Regions from separate parts of the Homo sapiens genome. Here regions 1 and 3 are each linked to region 2. Evidence: chromatin contacts called from ENCODE Hi-C data. All regions are on one chromosome and are shown on one strand. The core of a region is the stretch at or near the end of the contact, and the rest is flanking DNA. Distances in the headings are between cores, read along the strand shown. Region 1 overlaps ZBTB20 (zinc finger and BTB domain containing 20). Region 2 has its middle 39 kb from the start of ZBTB20. Region 3 overlaps LSAMP (limbic system associated membrane protein).

Evidence for each region. A loop is a pair of places that touch in the nucleus more often than their neighbours do. Pooled maps may share reads with other maps.
Region 1: a loop to region 2 is called in a map with no recorded cell type, with 10 times the contacts of the local background. The contact joins two enhancer-like sites. A Hi-C loop is called at or near these places in 2 of 37 single-sample maps with no recorded cell type and 4 of 50 pooled maps.
Region 3: a loop to region 2 is called in a map with no recorded cell type, with 11 times the contacts of the local background. The contact joins two enhancer-like sites. A Hi-C loop is called at or near these places in 3 of 37 single-sample maps with no recorded cell type and 3 of 50 pooled maps.

The regions. Positions count from the first base shown.
Region 1 is chr3:114,582,927-114,586,372 of GRCh38, forward strand. The region is part of intron 6 of ZBTB20 (zinc finger and BTB domain containing 20); the gene reads right to left. Among named protein-coding and RNA genes, the nearest start is that of ZBTB20-AS5, 130 kb to the left of the region's middle. Within about 2 kb of position 1,990, at least 6 of the 41 ENCODE cell types and tissues checked have a DNase peak (open chromatin) inside an H3K27ac peak, as active enhancers do.
Region 2 is chr3:115,184,772-115,188,439 of GRCh38, forward strand. No RefSeq gene overlaps it. Among named protein-coding and RNA genes, the nearest start is that of ZBTB20, 39 kb to the left of the region's middle. RefSeq lists an enhancer at 2,191-2,380. Within about 2 kb of position 2,345, at least 2 of the 41 ENCODE cell types and tissues checked have a DNase peak (open chromatin) inside an H3K27ac peak, as active enhancers do.
Region 3 is chr3:116,036,851-116,040,370 of GRCh38, forward strand. The region is part of intron 2 of LSAMP (limbic system associated membrane protein); the gene reads right to left. The region is part of intron 2 of LOC124906269 (a long non-coding RNA gene); the gene reads left to right. Among named protein-coding and RNA genes, the nearest start is that of SNORD155, 130 kb to the left of the region's middle. Within about 2 kb of position 1,866, at least 2 of the 41 ENCODE cell types and tissues checked have a DNase peak (open chromatin) inside an H3K27ac peak, as active enhancers do.

The DNA.
Region 1 (3,446 bases), core at 740-3,239, 600 kb before region 2:
GTGACCAGAGGGATATATTGTTGATATAGACAGATGCTGCCAATGCACAAAGATCATCCATTTAGGTTTTTCAGTTGATGAAGTGAGGCATGCATTGCCAGACTTTACTTACATGAATTAACAGAATCAACAGGTGATTTGGTATCAGTACTGCTATTGGCTGGCGGGTTTCACCTCTGGTTTCAGAAAAGAAAGAGATGATACCTTTTCAATGCTGCATTTCAAGTCAACCATATGAAAAGCAAAGTTTTATTCCAGTCACTTTTCTTTCTCTCACATTGTGGAAGAAAAGTGCCAGCCACTGCTACTCTAACCACTAACCATGGTACAGATGTTTGAAAAATGTGAAACAGAGAAATGAAACAAAAAGGAAACCCTCAAAAATTAAGTTTCGCATAAGTGAAAAATACAGTATTTATGTATCATAACTGCAAAAAGATCAATGGACTTTTTTCTCATGTATTAAACAAAAATAAACACAAACATTGATTTTTTGACTTAGTGTTTTGTTGAAACCAACAATTACAAGGACCAACTCAAACATGGCTAAAAGTGGGAATAAAAATAAGATTTCTTTTATCCTGATAAAAGATTTTTTATCACCAAGAACGTTACAGTATGACCTACTTAAGTGAATACTTATTAAAGAAACAGATTCATTTAAAAAACATGTTTTTAGGTAAATAGGAACGGTGCAAGTGTTTCTTTGAAATCTTACAAAAGATAAAAATTAATTGAACTAACTAAGGTTCCTTACCCTATGCAAATAAGAAACGGCTTAGAAAGAAATGTCTTCAAACTGTTGAAATGTATATTCCTTAGTTGGTGTAACCAATGTGAGGTCTCAGTTACTATAATAGCAAATGTTCTATTAGATTTAAGCACATCAGTGCAAATTATTAAAATGAGACTGTCTTTGTTTAAAATAAAGCTTTAAAAAATGTAATGTAATCTCTGAGGGAGTATTGCCTGAAATGAAAGTTTTAGGCCGAGCTCTGCCACAATCCTATTGCGCATCTTGGTTCATCTGATTAAACATCTTTGGGTCTCAAAATTCACATACATTCACATTTCTAAAGTGAGTGTGATATAAAGTCATAGCTTGATCATCAAACTCCTTTCTAGCCCTAAAATTCTACGTATCTAATGAGATTAATTTATCATGAGGTGTTTTTCTTCTTTCCTTTGTTAATTTCCTTACAATAAATAGACAAATAAATGATCAAATAAGCAAATAAATAAATATTAAAAAGACATACACACACTGATAGCTATCCATCTGAATAGGAAGAAAGACTTTTTTTTGTTTGCCATTATCTATCCCCTAATGTGTATTTAAAAAGAGAGCTCCCACAGAAAAGATTTTTATTTTTTTCTAAATCAAAAATAGTGTATCATTTATTTGCCATTTAAGTTCTACTAAGAAGGAAAACACAAAATCATTATGGAAATCCTATTAGGAACTTTAGAAAGAAAAAGCTGATGAAATTCCATTTACAATTCAAATTGTTCATTCACGTATTTCCTTTTGCAGAAACTTTAAATGCTGCCTCAAACTATCTTCACCTCTTTTTCCAGGGACAATATCCCTAACTCTGTTAAAAAAAAAAAAAGGCTCTCTTCTCACACCCTTCCCACCTGTCCTCTGAGGTAGTTGTTCCACAAAGCTAAGGTATAGATTACATCAAGAGATATTTGGGATGGGAGTAAAACATTTCACCCTGGAGACAGTAATGTGTGCAATTTGCCAAGTCTAAAAGAAAGTTAAGCCTCATCACCACTTTGGCAAGAAATGTGGTTCTCATGGATGGACAATGATTATCATTTTTACACAGAACTTTTGAAAATGAAAGTACCTGGGGCACCAGCCAGAAAATAAGTACGAGAATGCAAGTTTTTTGCGTCAATATTTAAATCAGACAAAACACTATCAGTGTACCCTTAACAGACCTGAAGCGTCTAGAAAGAATACAAGGCAGCTGACACCTTGGTGAATAAGAGCAGCTCAGTTTTATGAAAAGGCCAAAGTCTTAGGGCAAACTCTCTGTTGTTCCAAGTGCTGATATACCTATGGCATCAACAAAGGCAAAACACCATAGGGGGCAATAGGCAAGGCTTCTCTTACAGGCAAGGCTCCTGTTAAAGGCTGGGACCCTCTGGACTACACACTCGAGGAACCCCAAGTGTGGGTCCCTGAGGGGAGGAAGTTTCCTCAAACAGAACGGCGAGAGGCTGAAGTTACACAGTGTAGGAGTACTCCCTGCTGGCAGCTGAGGTTGGAAATGAACTGGTGATGTCCTAGAGAGGGCTGCTTAAATTTTCTATGAGGAGGCTAATGGAGATAACAGTGCTCTTGAGGGGACAAGAGCATGGGTCTGATTAGGTTTAGATAACTCCAGATATTATGCTGAGTGAGGAGGAGGTTAAGGGAAGCTACTGATGACAGGAACTCCAACAATTGACAAAAACTATGTGTAGAGCTGGTATATACAATTTTCATTTAAGTTTCCCATCTCATATCATTCTATAAAGCATACACAGCCGTATGTGCACATGTGTGTGGGGTTCAGAGGATGCAGGAAGAAATCTATTTCTGTGCAGTTCATTTTACCCCTGCAAGAACAATCTTTGAAACCGTCTAATGTATTCACATTTATGTTTTACAAGGAATCCCTTCCATACTTCTAATGGACCTGCCTGGTATGCCCCCTGTACCACTATACCTAATCCCTAGGCAGGTGGTCTTTGTATGGGCCTGGGGCAACCACACTGGTTTCTCCCCAGTGCTCTGCTCTGTTAGGGTTCTTCTGCATAATAAAATGAAGGTCAAAATGGCAGCCTGCTAAAAGCAGCAGTATTTCAGTTGCAGGAATAACTTGCTTGTCATCAACTTGTTAATGCAATAGTCAAACATTTCTCTGACATGTACAGTATCAGCTAACTTCAGCAGATAAAGGGTCTAGAACAGGAAGATGCTGCAGATGCTTTAGCTCGGAGGAAGGCTTAGCAGAGCCAAAACGTCAGCAGGGCCTGTTTGTTCCATACTTTCCATCGGGCTCTGTGAAAGAAATGTTAGATTACTGCAATGACAAGTTTGTGACAAGCAAGTCATTTGTGCAACTGGTGCGCTCCTGTTTTTATCTGTTTACCATTCAGACTTGTGAATGCCATTTCAAGCACTTAGAGGATTTCTGGCTCCCATTAAGGGGAAATGGTTCCTCCATGTTTAGAATTTTCTACCTCAAAGAGAATTACTAAGCAATTATTTGTTCCTGTGGTCAGTGTCACACAAAAGCACTCTTGAGTTGTTTAGCTGGACTCTGAATCATGAAATGAAGTCCTGAAGACTGGATAGCTTGGAGCATCAAAAATTTCCCATCTAGTTTATTGGAATGACTACAAAGCAAGCCTGTGAGAGACAATAAAATTATGGCCAGCTTGAAATA
Region 2 (3,668 bases), core at 1,095-3,594:
TCCACACAAAGGTTCTCCAAGGCCCCACCAGACCCAGGAACCCAGCTGGCTTCACCCAGTGGATCCCGCACCGGGCTGCAGGTGGAGCTGCCTGCCAGTCCCGTGCTGGACGCCCACACTCCTCAGCCCTTGGGTGGTCGATGGGACTGGACGCCCTGGAGCAGGGGGCGGCGCTCCTCAGGGAGGCTCGGGAGGCACAGGAGCCCATGGAGGGGGTGGGAGGCTCAGGCATGGCAGGCTGCAGGTCCCCAGCCCTGCCCCGCGGGAACGCAGCTAAAGCCTGGTGAGTAATAGAGAGCAGCGCCGGTGGGCTGGCACGGCTGGGGACCGAGTACACCCTCCGCAGCCGCTGGCCCAGGTGCTAAGCCCCTCATTGCCTAGGGCAGCAGGGCCAGCCGGCTGCTCCCAGTGCGGGCCCACCAAGCCCACACCCACCCGGAACTCCAGCTGGCCCGCAAGCGCGGCGTGCAGTCCCAGTTCCTGCTTGCGCCTCTCCCTCCACACCTCCCTGCAAGCTGAGGGAGCCGGCTCCGGTCTTGGCCAGCCCAGAAAGGGGCTCCCACAGTGCAGCAGTGGGCTGAAGGGCTCAAGTGCCGCCAAAGTGGGAGCCCAGGCAGACGAGGCGCCGAGAGCCAGCAAGGGCTGTGAGGACTGCCAGCACGCTGTCACCTCTCACTATGACCTGGAAGCGCCCCCCAACCCCACTCCCTGCTCCCTCTTGGAGTTATCCTGCCTTTTCAGACCAAACCAATGTACATCTTACATATATTGATTGATGTCTCATATCTCCCTAGAATGTATAAAACCAAGCTGTGCCCTGACCACATTGGACACATGTAGTCAGGACTTTGTGAGGCTGTATCATGGGCACGTGTCCTTAACTTTGGCAAAATAAACATCCTGAATTGACTGAGACCTGTCTCAGATATTTGGAGTTCACATTTGGCAATCACAAATGGATTCTGAGTAGAGGTTCCCCTGACCTTTGACATATCTCCTGTTGGTGCTTAGTACCAGTTTGAGCTGTCTTTATGGGTCAAACCAATAGAATAATTTGCTGAGGCCTGGAAGCATCGCCTTCAGAGAATCCCTGATCCCCCCAGATTTGATCAAGATCTAAAGTTTATTCTGCTGTAAAACTCCTTTTTCTTGGTTCGAGGAAGGGGGAGTTTTACTTGCTTCCAGCAAAGGAGGCAAGTTTTCCTGCTTCCATGATGATGAAAGGGAGGTAACTCCTTTCTAGAGTTTGAGCTTGCTTCCAACAGGGAAGGTGAGTTTGAGTTTTTTCCTGCTTCCAGAGTGGAAGAGAGAAGTCTTCAGTCTGAGACCCAACCCTACATAAGTAGCTGAATTGGGGTTTTGTCTTGGCTAAAGTTAAGATTAACAACCAGCTGATCTTAATTTCTCCTTACCATTAGAGTGCTCAGTAATCATATTGTTGGTTTTGTTGTTGTTGTTTTTGTTTGTTCTGGTCCTTCTCCTTTCAGATTTGACCAACCCTACATGACTTGGTCAAATCTGAATGAGAATTTCAAAGTATGGGTAACAAGTCCTCTCTGAATTGGCTAAAATTCCTCACAGCTGTAAAAGAGGAAAAAACAAAAAACAAAAACCCAAAACTAGGCATTTGGTTTCTGTGTTTGCTTCCTGTCTGAAAAAAAAAAGGAAACAAAACAACAATTGTTCTTTTGTTTACTTTTCTTCCACCCCATACCGCCTTCCCCCTTTGTCATCTTCAGTACCAAGAAAAATCTAGAGAGAAGGCTTCTAATGACTCAAACTCCTTAGAGAACTCAGAACAAAGACACCACTCACCCCTTTTGGGATGTTCTGTTTTCTTTGTGGAGTTCCAAGAGTCATGGGCACATTCTTCTTAGGTCTAAAGCTCTGCTCTCCTGTATTGCATGACTTGACCTCTTTGGCTTTGGGGCTATTAGAGATTACCTTGTACTGTGAGAAGATTTGACCTTGGTGTGTATAATGGTAGGCAAGAACTCCAAAGTTAGGGGTGGCTGAAGGTGGTTTACAGGAAGTGGTTTTGGCTTTTTTTTTCCTTTCTTTCTCTCCTAGGAAGTTATTGTTTAAGGATTCTACTTTTAATTCGGAGATGCATTCTAAAGGGTCTTCTCTATTGCTTTTTCTCCCAGAATTAATGTCAGTTTGGCTTGTATGTGCACATTTGCGTGAGAAGCTGAACTGTTGTTTTCATAGGTAAATGAGAGATTTAGTTTTCTTAGCTTCGAAGAGAATGAACATTTTGCTCCACCCAGCTGAAAGGCACCCGTGGGTGACCAGGGGCCTCGTGGGAGTGTAGAGAGGGTTGACCACCTGTGATTTGCAGCAGCCCTATGGAGAATCCCCATCAAACTTGTTTAAAAAAGGGCTCATCCAGGAAGCACATATGGGAGCTGGTCACTGAGCTTTGAGCCCTCCTGGAGGTGGTAGACCTCCAGAGAATGAAACTGAGACATGAAAGAGGGTGGCAACAACTCAGTGGTAACACACTATGGAGTCCCACCCACAATCAGCACACACCACAAAAACCCTAGGCCATAGCTCAGTTCCTCCTTTTAAGAAAAAAAAGAAAAAGAAAAGTGGGAAATTAATAATCTAAAAACGAGGATAAAACAAGGAGAATGACCCCCTTTGGGGCACTCCATTGGTTTTATGGCACCTCTACTTGTTAGAGTTTGTCTAAAATAGAATTATTATGGTCTTTGTGCACATTTACATGAAAGAAAAGGGGCACTAAGATCGACCTTCAAACTACAGAGTTCTTAAGTTCTCTTTTTCTCTGTTTTTTTTTCTCCCTGCTTTAAAGCTGCTATTACTTTTTGACCAAGATAAAATCCACTGTTAGACTCCAACCATTCCTTTTCATTACTGTTTTCGCAGACCAATAAGTTTGTATTAATATCTCACGGCTAGAGTTCTGAAGTAAAAGCTATAGGATCTTTAGTGTATGAAAATGTATGTGTGTGTTTATGTGTACGTACATGTATTTTGTTGTGTTTTGGCCACAAGGTACCAAATTGGCTTAGTGAGTAGTCATCAATTAAATAATGAACCCCAATGGTTTTTAAGTTCATGTGACTTAAGTAAAATCTTTAATAATCTAGCTTTAAAATTATTGGTAAAGAACAGTAGAAATGGCTTAAGAATTTTCAGCATACATGTTTATTTTCATTTATTGATCAAGCAATTTCATACTTATCTCTGCCAAATACTATAAGGTGTCAAAATTTGGCATAAGGGATACAAAACTATAAACCCAGCCCAAAATACAATTATCTTTGCTTGCATAATTTTTGATAAATAAGAGGTTGATATTGATTCAATGAAAATAGCTAAATATTGAATTATTTAGTGAAATAGCCATAACTTCTAATCTATAGCTTTAGGCAGTCAAGTCCCCAGGCAGGAAGGGGGTTTGTTTTGTGAGGGACTGTTATCATCTCTTTCAAAACTAAACTATAAACTATGATACTCCCAAAGTTAATTCATCCAATGCCCGGAAATGAACAAGGGCAGCTTAGAGGTTAAAAGCAAAATGGAGTAGGTTGGGTCAGACCTTTTTCATTGTCCCAGTTATAATTTTGCAGTTATAGTTTCATAACTTAAAATGATGACTATTGCAGGTATCATAAATAATCTAGGTACACTATTAA
Region 3 (3,520 bases), core at 616-3,115, 850 kb after region 2:
GTCCAGGTACTATAACCAAGTTTCTCTCCATTTGCATATGCTAGCTAGTAAATAGCATAGCTGCTGGAATAAATGAGTCCTGGATAATATTTTTGGCTTTCTCTCTGTCTTGGTATCTTTTGTACCTGCAGATCTTTTTTTCTTCCTCCAGCTAGAGGAGAAAGACAATACCTCAGGAATTATTTAAGGAAAATCTGTTACATAATCAATGCAAGGACTCGGGGACCTCTGTATTAGTTTCCCTTACTGAAATACAAAATTATGCTTTATCAGAACAAATAAGATTTCAAACATAGGTCAAGTATGTTCTCAGTTTCCCATAGTGAAACAATTCTATATTTGGCATTTTGCAGGTTTCCTTATTAAACAATCATTTCTTCATAAGAAAAACATAAAGGAATTTCACTGAATATATTTCTAGTACAGAAGCTATTTTTAAGGCCAACCAGGGAGGATTTCAGGATAATAGTGAGAGGGACAAACTGAAAATGTGTGACTCTGGATAGAAAATAAGATCTGGCCTACATAAGTAAGCAGTTATCTAAGAGCAGTCCCATTCACTAAATGCAAGGCTTCAGGAGACCTAGATTTTGAGCCCCATACTTTCTCTGACTCTCAGTAGGGCTCCTTCATGCTACAAAATCTCTCCATAGTTCAGTCTCTTTATCTCCAAAGAGATAAAAATAACATTCCAATTTTCTAGATTCCAGGACAGACACAAGGATTAACTAAATCATTTAGGGAAAGTATATTGGGTATATATGCTTAGAATATTTTCTTTTATGTAATCTTCTTCTCAGAAAGCACAAAAGGAAGATAAAATTGAGCCAGAATTGTATGGTAACATTACTGATTTTTATGTAGGGCTTGCAGAATATGTCCCATGACTATGTGGTTATACTTGGCCTAGCACACCTTTATAGTTTGTATGTGCATATATATAATCATATATATAATCATACTGATATATATATATCAGTAATGTCCTATATGACAAGATTGTACTCAACTTCAGTGGTATAAGCTTATTCTGTTTAGATGAGCATTTTAGAAGTGAACCAGGAGGACTAACCCTTGAGCTGAATTTCCATAGTCTCATGGTTAATGCTTCCTTATATGGATGAACATAAGAGGCCAGGGATCTAGAATAAAAGATATGAGTGTGATCAATGTCCTGAACAAAGGATGTCTGAAGATCCAAGAGGATGGGGACTATCTCTTTCAATATGTATTCATAGTGTATAATTTGGTGGTTAGACACTGGGTTTCAGAGCCTTGTTTCAGTCCCAGTTCCTCAATTTACTAGCTATTTAATCTTGGGGAAATTACTTAATCTTTCAGTTTTCTCACCTGAAGGATGGGAAAATTAACTTATAGGCCTTTACAAATTTTAAATAAAATAATGCGTGTGAAATACATGATGTCTGGAATATAGGAAGTATTCATAATAAATGTCACTAATCTCTGAAGACGCCAGTGCCACCTGATTGGAACATCAGAAATAGTGATTTGAAATATTTCTCTGGAACACAGAAAGGGAAAGCATGAATAAATGTATCAGTGAAGGCCAGAGACCTCTCTCTGGACATACACTTTTGGGAGGTAACAGGTGACCAGCAACTTTTATTTACTTGAATCTGTAACATCTCTGTAGAGAAAACTAAAGCATTAAATAGGATTTATTTCTTGAACCGTGGAATGCCTTGAATACTTTCTTTTTATTTCTAATTCCTTTGCTCTCAGATGAGAGCTCTCTCCCCTTCTCTGAGATGTATGCTATATATATACACCCGCCTCTCATTCTGAGATACACACTACAGTCACTTAGCACTTCCTCTTTTAATTGAAGGCTGTTCATTTGGCTGGCCTAAAGTAAGAGAGAGAAGTGCAAGTCAGAAAGACCACGAAGGGCAACAGAATAGAAATATTGCTCAAATGCTTGTCATTTTCTGCATGTTATAAGACAAAAGACTGAGATCTTCCCTTATATTGGGTAAGAGTTATAGTTGATTGAGAAACCACAATTGAATAATGTTTCTTTTGTGCAAATAAAAATACCAACCTTAAGGCAGCATTAGAATACTTTGCATAGCATTTACTTCAGGTTTTCATGAGAGAGGGAGGATAAAAACAACCTATATTTGATGCAGTTCCAAGGTCTTTCTTTTTTTCCCTGCCAGTGTTTGCAATAGCCTATATTTAAATGTATAGAGGTGTCTTCAGAGAACCACAGGCATAGAGAATTAGAAGTCTGTAACTGGAAGCATCTTTCAGGGTTGAGAAATGTAAGCTATTGTGAAAGCTCAACAATACATGTTGAAACAAATCTTTTGGAAATGATTGAATTGAATGTTTTCACATAAGCAAATCTACATTTGTCATTCTGAATTCTTTTTATGGAAAGATGGTGTTTCCCCCTCCTGTTTAGGTAATTAAAACTAGTCACTTGATGATCATTCATTATCAAACATTTCTGCACATGGCAAAAAATGCTTTGGGGATGAGACCCTGCTTATACAATTTCATCCATCAAAGGAAGTCTTTCTCCAGAAGCTATTATTCACTCTGTGAGAGTACATTTAAAAGCATTACTTCACACCTAAGTAACGTGTTAACAGCACAGAGTGTCTCTCCCTTGGTGGCTAGGCTCCAGTGCCTGTATTTTATGGAGGCACCATGCACCATCTTGAAAAGCTGGACAGCTTCCAGTAGCATTAGGGTTTGGAGGAAGAGCTGTTGCTCCTTAGAACTTTACTTCTCTTGGGAATATTATTGTTTCAATTTATTTTAATGCAATGAGTGGGAGAGAAGGTGGGAATAAAATGCCTACACAGAAGCCTCTATCTAACAGTCCTGCTGGGTGGGGCATTACAAAGAGAGGCCACAGGAAAACCTTTGAGAGTTTGGAGCCTGCTGCGTGAGAGAGATAAAAGTAGAAACAGCAAATTGGCTGCAATACGAATGGCAGGTGCATTTGTTCACTGGAGGCAAGTTTGGCAATTTAGTTTTCAATGACCAGCTTGTCTCTTTAAGGTTCACCTTTCAAAGTCCTCCTTTTTGCCCTCAACATACATCGCTAAAGCCCTGTCTCATCTTGAGTCCCCACGCTCCAGGTAACAGCAGCTCTTTACTCTGCCTCTCTTTGGGGGGGGAAAAAAACTGGTCCCCTTTTCTACTTACTGGGAGTGGAATTAAACAGAAGGCAATGGAAAGCTCGCTGAAGCACAGTGCACAGTAGAATGACATACCCAAAGAGAAAGCAAATTCCTGTTATGTGTGGATAGTTTTATCCTTCCTGGGTAAACACAGTTGAGGGGAGGGGAACTCTCAGGCAAAACACTATGATTCTGACCTCACTCCAGTATTTCTATAGATGGAAGAAAATTCAATGCGTATGTTCCCACTGCCAGAATGGGACTTAAGAGACACAGGTCAAGGGAGAAGAATTCAGAATGGAAAGCTGATGAGAGCAATCTGTCTTCGCTGAAAGGAGATGAAGGGAGGTGACAGTTGTCCAACG